2 separate regions of the Homo sapiens genome follow, and region 2 is linked to region 1. The links are chromatin contacts, found by Hi-C or POLR2A ChIA-PET in ENCODE. All regions are on one chromosome and are shown on one strand. The core of a region is the stretch at or near the end of the contact, and the rest is flanking DNA. Distances in the headings are between cores, read along the strand shown.

What was found. A loop is a pair of places that touch in the nucleus more often than their neighbours do. ChIA-PET counts read pairs that join two places held with the same protein, here RNA polymerase II (POLR2A).
Region 2: a loop to region 1 is called in a map with no recorded cell type, with 12 times the contacts of the local background. The contact joins the promoter of TUBAL3 here to the promoter of UCN3 in region 1. A Hi-C loop is called at or near these places in 1 of 37 single-sample maps with no recorded cell type. POLR2A ChIA-PET finds 5 or more read pairs at or near these places in 2 of 52 experiments (OCI-LY7 and activated T-cell).

What each region holds. Positions count from the first base shown.
Region 1 is chr10:5,360,102-5,366,287 of GRCh38, reverse strand. UCN3 (urocortin 3) reads right to left here and starts at 1,322. Exons shown (of 2, transcript NM_053049.4): 1 at 1,058-1,322.
Region 2 is chr10:5,400,235-5,406,468 of GRCh38, reverse strand. It overlaps TUBAL3 (tubulin alpha like 3), which reads left to right and starts at 1,641. Exons shown (of 4, transcript NM_024803.3): 1 at 1,641-1,679; 2 at 5,382-5,625. The coding sequence starts at 1,677.

The sequences.
Region 1 (6,186 bases), core at 73-2,572:
ACAGTAGCACTTGTCGAGGATGCTGTAAAGAGACACAGTTACTTCTGGGAGCTGTGGCAGAGCCAAGCACTGAAACGTGAGGGACCTGGGTCAGCCTCCAATTCCCAGCACCTCACAGGGAGAGGACAGGACATGAAGCAGCAAAGGCAGGAGGCAAACAGTACTGATCACACATCTCTGCCAAGTGCAGAGCTATTCCTGTGGGCTCCGTTTGTCTGCAAACACTGATAAGAAGTTAAACTGAAACTAGACCACTTAAAACGTTTTAAAAATCTCACATTTGTTATTTTTGGTAGGTGGCTATGCTTGGGAAAGAAATTGCGAACAGGAATTTTCAGAAAACATAAACATCAAACATCCATCTCCCCTTCACAGGTAGGAGTTAGCCATTGTAGGTATCTGCACACACCCCCGCAATGTTCCTAGTGTGGCAAAGGGCTCTGGGCTTTGGTGGCAGAGGACCTGGCTGGGGAAACTCCCTTGCCTCTGACTTTTCTTGGGTGAATCCCTTAACCTGCATTTCACTTGCCGCGTCCTAGGAAGGAGACGTTACCTGCTTCACAGGTGTGCCCGAGAGTGACGGGAGATGGCACAGGTGAAGGTTTGTGGCACAGGTAAACAGTAAGTGCAGGTGTCCTCGCTGCTTTGCAGGCGGCGTGGAGTCATGTCCTGTGGCTCCCATTAGCCCCGGCATCCCTACCCCATCCCCATTTGTAAACTGTCTCCGAGGACTGACTTTCCTGTGCACAGCTGTGCTCTGTTCAGAGAAAACAGATTTGTGTGAACACCTTCTGCCTCTGATCTAACACCTTTGGAAAGAGGGTCTCTCTATACCAACGTGGGAATGTGATTGTGCCTCCCTGAGAAACTTCCCCTGGTCCCTTTGGGGCTGATTTCTGCTGATTGGGTGGGGGGCGTTCAGCATCGCTCCCTTGGGCTTCCACCCAGGGGCGCTAGCAGCTCTCATCTCTCACACCTGTCTAGTGCATGGCACCTCCTGCTTAAATTAGGGCAGATACATTTACCCTTCATAAGTCAGTCCCAGCCACAAGCTTACCCGAGAGTGGACTTCCCTCCGCAGCGAAACGCTCAGGGAGGCCGGCGCAGCTTCAGGGCCAGGAGGGCGGCCCCGTGCACGTCCCCATGAACTTGTGGCTGCTCCGGGGTCTCGGCTCCTGCTTCTCCGGTATTGTTCCTAAGTGGGCTGTGATATTCCCTCTCTATGGAAACGGTCCCCTCCCCTGTGTGTATATAAAAGTGACAGATCACAGGGTGGATCGTAATTCCAGACGTGGTGTCTACGCTGGGATGAGATTTCATTTAAAATACAACCAGAACCAGCCGTCCACGTCATGCAGACGACAGGTGCTCCAACCTCGACCCCTCCCACCTCTGCTTCCCACCCCGCCCTTCTACCCCCCAACTCCTTTTGCATCCTAGCAACTTGCTTCATTGATAAAAGCAAAGAACAAAAAAGAAAAAGAAGAAATAAAAACTCAAAACAAAACAAAACAAAAATCCTGGTAAAGTGAGAAGCAGTGTCTTTGAAGAATTTTATTGCTGATCTTAGTTCTAACTAATTTCAGTTTCCCCCACATTCCCCTTGCCCTAACTCTCCTTCTGTAAATGTAGAGCCTGGACCTGCTTTGAAAGCAGAGAAGGGGTTTAAAATCCACCTGTTGCCGTGTTGTTTTGTGGGTTCTGACCGTGCAGCGTCATCTGGCCGCACACGTAGCCCCTTGTGCTTGTCACACACTCGGTGCCTACTCCCCACATAAAGTCTAATTATGCAAGTTTCTCCTTTCACATTCCTTGGGCTCTTCTGCCGTACCCTCAGTGAAACAACACGAAAGTTTAAGATTTCTCTGCAGCCTGCCGCGAAAATGACTGAGCACCATCTATTTGTTAATACGTTTGAGGGGAAAGCTCTACACCTGCATTTTTCTCTGGATACCTGAAACTCAACCATTCCTTTGGGCTATGACAGCAGGTCATCATACACCAGAGGTCTGGAGGTTTTAGTGGGAAATGGCTTGGATTTTACTCGTTTATGCATCCTATATTTATTGAGGACTTACTGTGTACCAGGTATTGCCAAGACACCCACGAGTTCAGAGATAAGTAAGTTGTGGCCCCTAACCATACAGGGCCTCATGGTTTAGAAAGGTAGGGAAGGCTGGGTGCGGTGGCTTATGCCAGTAATCCCAGCACTGTGGGAGGCCGAGGCGGGCAGATCACGAGGTCAGGAGTTCAAGACTAGCCTGGCCAACATGGTGAAACCCCGGCTCTACTAAGAATACAAAAAAAATTAGCCGGGCATGGTGGCGAGTGCCTGTAATTCCAACTACTCAGGAGGCCAAGGCAAGAGAATCACTTGAACCTGGGAGGTGGGGGTTGCAGTGAGCTGAGATGGCGCCATTGCACTCCAGCCTGGGCAACAGAGTGAGACTCCATCTCAAAAGAAAGAAAGAAAGAAAGGTAGGTAAAAAATGCTACAGAAGAGAGCAGTCCTGTCTACTCAAGACAGGAGAGGAGAGCAGGAGGGGTTTCAGACAGAAAGGATGGATCAGCATGGACTGAGCCAGGGCTGAGAGGAACGGGAGAGAAGGAGGACGATGGGAGGGAGGTGTTGGTGGGTGCAGAGGCTGCTCTGCACTAAGGTGCTCCAAAGGCCTGCGGAGTTGGGAGTTTATTCCATATGTAATGGGGAGATGTGGGAGACTACGGTCTGTTGACCCCTTATTCACAGATGAGGAAGCTGAGGCTGTAAAAAGTGACCTGCTGGGACCCCACAGGCCCAGGGTGACAGAGTCAGGTGAGAACCAGGCCTGACGCTGGGCTCAGTGCTCCTTTCACTGGGCTGAGCTGATGACAAGGGGCCCTGCAAGACCGGCTGGCTGTCCCTAGCCCTCCTCCCAGACGGCTGCTCCACTCTCGTGAATTCCTGCAGGTGAAGAGGTAAGAGGTCTTCTGAAATTACCAAAACTCTTTAAAGCCCATGAGCATTTGGAGGAACAAATGGAAAGCTGTTGTGGGGAAGGACTTCAAGACTCTGTACTCCCCATTTTAAGTCTCTTTATGGAGATAGGAAATTGGACCTCCCTCTCTTCCTTCTTTCAGAGCTGCCTGGGCTAGGATCCTCTTGAGATTGGAGGCAACATGAAACTGAATCTGTGTTTCAATTCAAATTCATTACTTCATTCATTCATTCATTAGTTCATTCATTCATTCATTCATTAGTTCATTCCTTCATTAGTTCCTTCATTCATTCATTTGTTCTAGTTTTTGTGAGGTTTTTGTTCTGCTTTCCATTTCAGATAATGATGCAGTAATGGAATTTATGCAGGTTGAGGGGTAGATTTCCACCTGAGTTTAACTCTCCTGTCTGCCTTATGGGCTCTGAGATGCCAGGGATCTGGCAACGTTGGTCTCCCAGGGCAGGGTTTCCCATCCTCAGCACTGTTGACATTTTGGGTGAGGTAATTCCTTGTTGGCCTTGGGGTCTGCCCTGAGCTCTGGAGGAATTTAGCAGCATCCTGGGCATCTACCCATTAGATGCCAGTAGCACTCCCCTCTTTGTCTGTGACCATCAAAAATGTTTCCAGACATGTCCTCTGGGGGCATGAGGACCACTTCCCTACAGTATGGGGTTTAGAAAGAGAGACGATGAACCCTGGCTTCTTTTCTTACCTTGTTTCCTCTGAACTTCCTAGAAATCCTCCTACCCTGAGGCCACCTCGCTGGGACTGAAGGGTCTTGGTGTTGGTGGCTGTTCTTGGAGCCTGCCGTCCCTTCGTCACACAGAGCAGGCTCATCGGCTCCCACTGGTCCATCCTGGGTGGGCTTTGGCATTGTCCAGTGACTTCTGCTAGCCTGGATGGAGTTCCACACAGAATGTTTCATGGACATGAGCAGCTGTAAGGGTGCAGTCCAGGGTGTAGTTTTCTAGAAATGTCAAGAAATAGTACATTTGCTTTACAACTTGAATGACGCATCTGGTGGGGGACTGAACAGAGGCTTGGGCAGCAAGAAGATGATGAGTAGCAAAACCTCTGGAGTGTCATTTCTAGCAAACAACGATTTCCCTCCCTCCCCATGGCTGATGTGTGAATGTGGCGTGTTTCTACACTTGCACTTCTCTCTGGCCTTTGTGAGTCATTGGTATCTTCCGTGGACTCAGCATGAGCATGTTGTTCAGGGATGTAAATGTCCTGTAGAGGGTACAAAGAGGGCCAGGGTGAGAAGAAAAAGCTGATCAGCTTCTCAGGTGAATAGAAATGGCTCATATTTATAAAGCTCATTTCTCCAAAGTGCTCAAAGCACTTACACTTAATAACATAATTATTTCCTCAACATCTGAGCATGGCGGTAAAATAAAGATAGACGAGAGAATTAGCAAAGTGTGAGAGAGCTTGACTTATAGGAGAGAAGTTTTACTGAGGAGCCGGGAAGGTCCGTTTTCATTTCTGCCTGGGTTGCTAGCATGGCTGTTTGATTCTCACAGACACCCACATTCCCTAGTCCTCTGTCTCCTGTATTTTAAAATGTAGATTGCTGTGCCTTCCCTGTTTGTTTTTAGCAAGGTTGATGTCAAGATAGTATTGCAATAACTTGATAAAGTTGTATGTGAACACAGAATATTAGCATCATCTTTCTTCTTCAGTTCTCCCTTATTTTCTCTGACTGATTTTTTGTTCGTGATTTCTCACTTTTAGCAGGGTGTGTGTTTACCTCCTGTTGTGTTTGTGGATTGTCAATTTTTGTCTTGTAAGTCTGTCTATTTCTGTTTTATATATTTGGAGTGTTTGGCATATATAAATTCTTCATGTTATCATCTTGCTGTTAACCTCTTCATCCTAAATAATACTTCTCATAAAGTTTGCTTTGCCTGATATCAAAATAGCTATCCCAGCTTTCCGTTGGATAACTTTTGCTTGCTGTATTTTTCCAGTCTTTTCTGTTTCAGAATTACTTTGTAAATGGTATATATTTAAATTTTAAAAATTAAATCTAACAATCTTTGTGTTTTAACCAAGGACTTTAATAAACTAATGTAAAGATACTTGACTCCTGATGTATTGAATTATTTTCTACCATCCATCTTACATTGTGATTTCTATTTGCACAGTTTTATCCCCCTTTTCTTCCATTTATTATTGTTTTTTCTTTTCTGCCATCTGCTGTATTGATGAAGTCTTCATTTTCATTTTCCCTGTATTTTACAATCTAACCATCTAAAGCTATTTAATATATAACTTTTCTTCTAAGCATTGGTTTAGCCACATGCCACAAGTTTTAATGGGTTGTATTTTCATTGTCATTCAGTTCAAATATTTTTAAATGTTTTTCTGTGATGAAGGGTAGCCAACTATGTGACTCCAAAATATACCATATGGCATAAGGATTATTTTGAGCTGACGACAGTTTAGGAAAAGCAGATACTATTGATAGAAAAGCTCTTACCCTTCCCATATTTGCCAAGGCAGGACATGCATTTGTAAAGGTGTCTGCCCTTCTCTCTACCAGGAAGAACAGACCTAATCCCCTGAGACAACCTAGAGTTTTATTAGCCGGGAGGAGCCAGAGAAATCTACCTAACAAACCTTACTCACTAGCCCTTATCTTTCATTAGTTTCCTCGTATATTTACCTTCCTGCAATTTGCCTCCCCTAAAAACTCAAAGTATTTTATCTTGTCTTGTCACTTCTCTAAACATTTATTGCTCTGTTGCTAAGATGCTCTAGAATCCCAAGTTCTAACCACCCTCAGAGTTCCTCATCCCTGAGTTATCCTGCGGGCGTGCAGGATGCACCGGCCAACAAACTTGTGTTTGTTTTTCTCTTGTTAGTCTGTCTTCTGTCAATCTAATTTACAGGGCCCCAGCTAGGAGGGTGGAGAGAAGCCAGGAGAGTAGAGGGAAAAATTTTTTTCACTTTTCCCTTTGTAAATCTGGTGACGATACATTATCTTAGTTTTCTTTTATCTGACAATGTCTTTACTTCCTTTTTACCATTGGAGAATAAGTTTTCTGGGTATGGAATTCTGGATTAGCAGAGCTTTCTCTTTTCTTTTGGCATTATAAATACATTGTTTCCTCATCTCCTCCATTCCATTTCTGATGAGTATATAGTCATTCAATTTTTTCCCTGCATCTAATATATCATTTTTCTCTGGTTGCTTCAAAAT
Region 2 (6,234 bases), core at 392-2,891, 40 kb before region 1:
ATTTTGTTTTGATTACTGAATAATAAAATTGTTACTATGCTAACAAAACATGTCATTAATTCAAAAGAAGATCAGGAAGAAAAGAGAACTTAGAAAATGGAGACAAACAGAAAGCACAAAATAAAATAGTACTCTATATCTAAACCCAACTATATTAGTTATTATATTAAATGTAATGAGCTGAATTCTCCAATTCAAATACAAAAATAGAAAAAAAATTCAGTTATATCATGCATACAAAGAACACATCCAAAATATGAGAATATGGAAAGGTTTTAAGTTTCTAAGAATGTAAAACGATGGGAAAATACATCATTCAAATGTGAACCAAAAAACTGTATTAAAGTAGTAATATTAATATTTGATCATAAAAACTTTAAGGTAGGCCAAGGCGGGCAGATCACGAGGTCAGGAGATCAAGACCAGCCTGGCCAACATGGTGAAACCCTGTCTCTATCAAAAATACAAAAAAATTAGCTAGGAATAGTGGCACACACCTGTAATCCCAGCTACTTGAGAGGCTGAGGCAGAAGAATCGCTTGAACCTGGGAGGTGGAGGTTGCAGTGAGTTGAGATCGCACCATTGCACTCCAACCTGGACGACAGAGCAAGACTGCATCTCAAAAAAAAAAAAAAAAAAACTTTAAGGTAAAAATAATTAATGTATATAAGGAGGGTAATTTAAAAATAAAAAATTGTTAAAGTTTTTGAAAATATAATAATTTAAAATTTATGTGCTCTTCATAACATGGCCTCAAAATGTATAAAGGAAAAATTGACAGAAAAAGAAATAATGGGTAAATTCACAATTATAATGAAAACTTTTAATACATCTTTTGAAATAATTGATACGTAAAATTTGGACTACACAATAAATCCATTTGATTTAATAGATTGATTGATTGAATGATCGGTCTATCTAAAATATTGCATCCAACAAATGTAGAATGCACATTCTTTTCAACACTCATGGAATATTTTCAAAAATTGACCATATAGTAGAATATAAAGGAAGCTTTAGCAAATATATAAGGAGAGAACTCAGTTAAGATGTGTGATCTGATCTTAGTGCAATTAATAAAAAATAATAACATAAGTATATATTATGTATAATAATATAAAAGTTCAAAAGACAATAATAATAAAAACAGAAAATTCCCATATGTTTGGATGTGGTAGTGGTTGAGAGGCATGCATAGGACACAGATGTAAAAAGGACACTGTCTTGGTTTGCTGTATGTATTCAGGGATTGTTTAAATTTATTTAAGAAGATATTCACATAGTACTCATGCAATAGAAAAAGCTACTTTGCTGTTGCAGAAAATTTTACTCATACTCCTTCCTTTTCTCTGCCAATGCTAAATAAATTCTTAACCCAAAAGGGTGATTTTTAAAAGACACATGTTCTTTTCAACATAGTTATAAGTTGGACGCAGATTTGGATAAGCTCTCAGTAGTTCATCTGCAGCTGTGTACAAACTTTATCCCGGGTTGTTCAGGCCCAACACAGCTACTCTGAGACCAGATAACTAAAAAAACTAAAAAGAAGCTATACTGCTTTAAGTGAAGAAAGCTCCAGCCCTCAGGTGGAGTCATTTCCGGGCCCTGTGATAAAGCTCAGCTGGGAGGCTCCTCAGTCATTACTACAGGGCAGGAAGGGCACGTTCTCATCAGCATGGTAAGTGACTACACGCCTATGCATTGTTGTAGGAAATTTTACTAATCATATTTGGCCCTTTTCCCACAGCAAACAATTCTTAATAAAATTGTAATGCAAGAGAAGACATTTGTAAAGAAACATTTGTTTCTTTCAATGTCCAAGTAGATGAGTTGGGAGCAGATGTGGACAGGCTGTAATCTATTCCTCTGTAATGTTGCTTCTTTCAAGGTAAAGCTCAGTTGATTTGCAGTAGCTCACTGCCATTAATTGAAGCACTGAAGCAAAAACCTTTCCTTCCTTTAGTTTTCACCTTTGTTTTAGGCCCAGAGTGCTGATTTTTCTGTAGATATTCATTGCTTCACTTTTCGTTAGGCTGTTAAGAGTTTCTGAGGACTTCAGACTTAGGTAACCGTGGCTAACCTCATAAATGCCTGGCAGGGTAAAGTGCGCAGACATCTTCTTTGCCCTCCCTTGAGTTTAGTTCTTTGGGCACCACAATGAATAGAATAACTTACAATAATTCTGTTTTGGGATGACCTTTTCAGATCCATTTGCCCTTTATTTTTTTCTGTGCCAGTTTTTCAGTATCTTTGAATTTTTAATTCTTCAATGGAAGCAACATTTCGAACTGCTTCTTGATCTTTGATTTCTCACCCCATTGGTCTCTCTGTCCAACATTTAAAAAATTTTAAATTGTTTTGCTTTTAAAAATTATGCCTTTCAACATGAGAGAGACTTGTGATAATAGCATGTTCTGTATCTTATCACTGTCAACATTCTGGGTGTGATTTTGTATTATGGTCTTGCAAGATGTTTCCACTGCGGGAAATGGGTAACGGATGCAAGGGATCTTCCTATGTTATTTCTCACAGCTGCATATCAATCTACAAAGACCTCAAAATTGAAAGTTTAACTGAGAGTTATGCTTTTCTAGTAATTCAAATAATCCTTATAGCAGCGTTTAATAATGTGCTATGACTTATCAGTGTTGACGTTCAGTGGACATTTTATAGTCTTCTACTTTATAGTGTGACTAATATTTTCATAGAGAATTTGGAAAAAAAGGGAGAGGCTAAGAGAAGAATAAGGCAAAGATAGTCTTCTACACCCTTGGACAGAGTTATGTTATAAGCTAAGCTCCTTCAAAGACGAAGGATGCTTGTTAGTCCAGGCTATTCGTGCTGATTTCAAAAAGAACAGCATCACTCTGCTTTCTGAGTCACTTGAACAGACCACGTGAAGAGGAACAATCTTTTTTTTTTTTAATGTTAGTGATTATTTTTACTGTGACTATTATGAACAAATACCACATGTACACCTGAATTTTACTCGTCACTGTAACACAGGACTGGGTGGTAGCCAGTGGAGAAGACAGAGAAATCTACATGTAAACTTTACAAAGTAAGAGGTTTTAATGATGTAGAAACAATGAACGTTCACCCTCTCCTTTTAAAATGTTAACTTAAATTTAAGGAGCCAAGTTTTGATCAGATTACAGCAGCTGATGTATTTGCAGCACTTTAAGTCCGACAGAAGGGGAGAGGAATAAGATTAAGGTTATCTGAAGCCTGATAAGGGGTATTCGAAGCCTGTTTATAACAGAATATGCTGTCTTGAGAGGTGGAATATTAGTTTGTCCTAAATGAAGTGCTTTCTAAATTAGAGAGACTGATAGTTGCACAGAAAATAAACAAGATGGAAGCCCTACTAAGGTAGTGAACTTGAATTGGTCATGAAGCAGAGGGCTGTTATGCCTTGTGAATCACAGAGACAAAGTACAAAGGTTTGATGCCATTGAGCATGAACAGAGTCCAAGTCAGATTGCAGGGGTGTGGCCGACCAGAGCCCTCTCCTTACTTTCCTCTGACTAGTGGTCTGTGTAGACCAGTGGTCCTCAACTTTTTGGCACCAGGAACCAGTTTTGTGGGACACAATTTTTCCATGGAGTCGGCAGTGGGGATGGTTTCTGGATGAAACTGTTCCACCTCAGATCGTCAGGCATTAGTTAGATTCTCATAAGGAGCACACAACCTAGATCCCTTGCATGCGCAGTTCACAATAGGGTTAGTGCCCCTATGAGAATCTAATGCTGCCGCTGATCCGACAGGAGGCAGAGCTCAGTCAGTAATGCTCACTCACCTGCTGCTCACCTCCTTCTGTAAAGCCCAGTTCCTAACAGGGCACAGACTGGTACTGGTCTGTGGCCCGGGGGTTGGGGACCCCTGTGTAGACCACAGGTGAGGGATTGACAGGAGGCCTGAGGTCTTTCAGTAGTTGAATCTCAGGCTTTAGGGCAGTGTAGCCATGAACAAGGGCAGGGCTCCCCTCAGCTTATCTGGTCAAACAGCCCAAAGGGTCCTGATGATGCAGAAGACATGGGGGTCTCATTCTACAAGACCCTCTAAATAGATTTGTTTCAGCACCACAGTCAATCAAACCACACCAATATTAAGAACAGCGATTGCTATCACCTCAGATTTCTTAGAATTTAGCTTTTACTTTCCTTCTCATTTTTTTTCTTTCCTTCTCTTAAAAACGTAGATCATTGTCTGTTTAACAGAATAGTTGTTTGCCTTAAAAAAAAGATGATTTAAAGTGGGATGGGGGAATATGAAGGTGGAAGAAATAGTAAAGTTTAGACAAGAAAATAAAATCACTACCCAGATATTACTAAACTTAATATCTTGATGCATTTTCTTTTAGATTTTTATGCCTATTTTTGAACATATTGGACATCATACTCTATATGCAATCATGCATCTTATGTGCTTTTTACTTAATATGTTATCATAAGCATTTCCCATGTCATAAATCTTTTTTTTTTGGGAAAACGTTTAAGGGTTGCATAACATGTCATTGTGTTGATGTAACATCCTTTAAATGCTCAACAATATATAAATGGTTAGATTAAATAGATTGGTTTTTGGTTTTCATGCTTATGAATTGTGATGCTTGTGAATGCCATCAGCCTACATCCTTGCATTTTAGAGTCTTTCTTTTGTAATTTGTTTGTTTATATCATTTGCCTAGCTAGTGGATGTCTTAAGTGTTTTTTTTTAGAAAGTTGATGTATATAAAATCAATTTTTATCTCTATATGTTTGTTATAAAACTTTTACATTTTGGAACTGTTAAATCTATTGCATTTTGCCTTGTAAAATTTCCCACTAGTTTTAAGTTTAGTATATCCATCCTTATTCAGAGTGCATATGAATGGTAAAGATAACATTTTAAATTTATCTGCGATGAGTTTTAGTACTTGACAAGGCTATATATTGATTTTAGTTTTATTTCTTTCCAATAACTAGCTAATTTTATTTCTAGACAAGCCCACTTGATATATATAACTACACGCACACACACACACACACACACACATCTCACCTATATTGAAAGAATAAAGTAAAATTAGTTGTATTTTGATTTGCATTGTGTGTGTTTGTCTTAATTCAATTCTTAGCCAAGTACAGAGTAGGTGCTTAATTTATGTTGTTAAAATAAACTTTTTAATGGAATTTAAATCCCAGGTTTAATTTTCCCTGAAGCTTAGCTGTACCCTGGGTCTTGGTTTCCATGAAACGCTTTTGATTATCCTTATAACACATTCCTCCGTGGCCTTAAGCTAGCTTGGTTTCTGTCATTTGTAACCAGAAGGGCTGAGTAACAGATCTCCTGTTTTCTAAACACCTGCTCAGTTCCAACTCACCATGACTTATTTTAGAGGGAGTGCCTTTCCATCCACATCGGTCAAGCTGGCATCCAGATTGGGGACGCCTGCTGGGAACTCTATTGCCTGGAACATGGAATCCAGCCAAATGGCGTTGTTCTTGACACTCAACAGGATCAGCTGGAAAATGCAAAAATGGAGCACACAAATGCATCTTTCGATACCTTCTTCTGTGAGACAAGAGCTGGGAAGCATGTGCCTAGAGCACTCTTCGTGGACTTGGAGCCAACTGTTATAGGTACAATAAATGTTCCATTCTAGCATACTTAACTGGAGCCACACTCAAACAAATCAAGTGGATGGGATTAGCAGATTATACAGGTCTATCTGAATGGAATCACATGGACCTTTCCCAAATGTAGAGGCTTACTCAGTGGCCATGGGTGATTAACATGACAAACACACCCAAAGGGAAGACCAGATTAGTGTTTTTGAATTTAAATTTATTTATTTATTTATTTTGAGATGAGTCACTCAGGCAGGAGTGCAGTAGCGTGATCTGGGCTCACTGCAACCTCCGTCTCCTGGGTTCAAGCAATTCTCCTGCCTCAGCCTCTGAGTAGCTGGGATTACAGGCACACACCATCATGCCTGGTTAATTTTTGTATTTTTAGTAGAGATGGAGTTTCACTATGTTGGCCAGACTGGTCTTGAACTCCCGACCTCAAGTGACCCACCTGCCTTAGTCTCCCAAAGTGCTGGGATTACAGGCGTGAGCCACCACACTTGGCCTAGGTTAGCCTTCTTTACCTGTGTGATGAAATGAATTAAGACCTGCTAATTGATCCACACATATATCATAATAGAACACTAAGTCTTTTCCTGGGTTTGAGAGCCATTTGCTAGA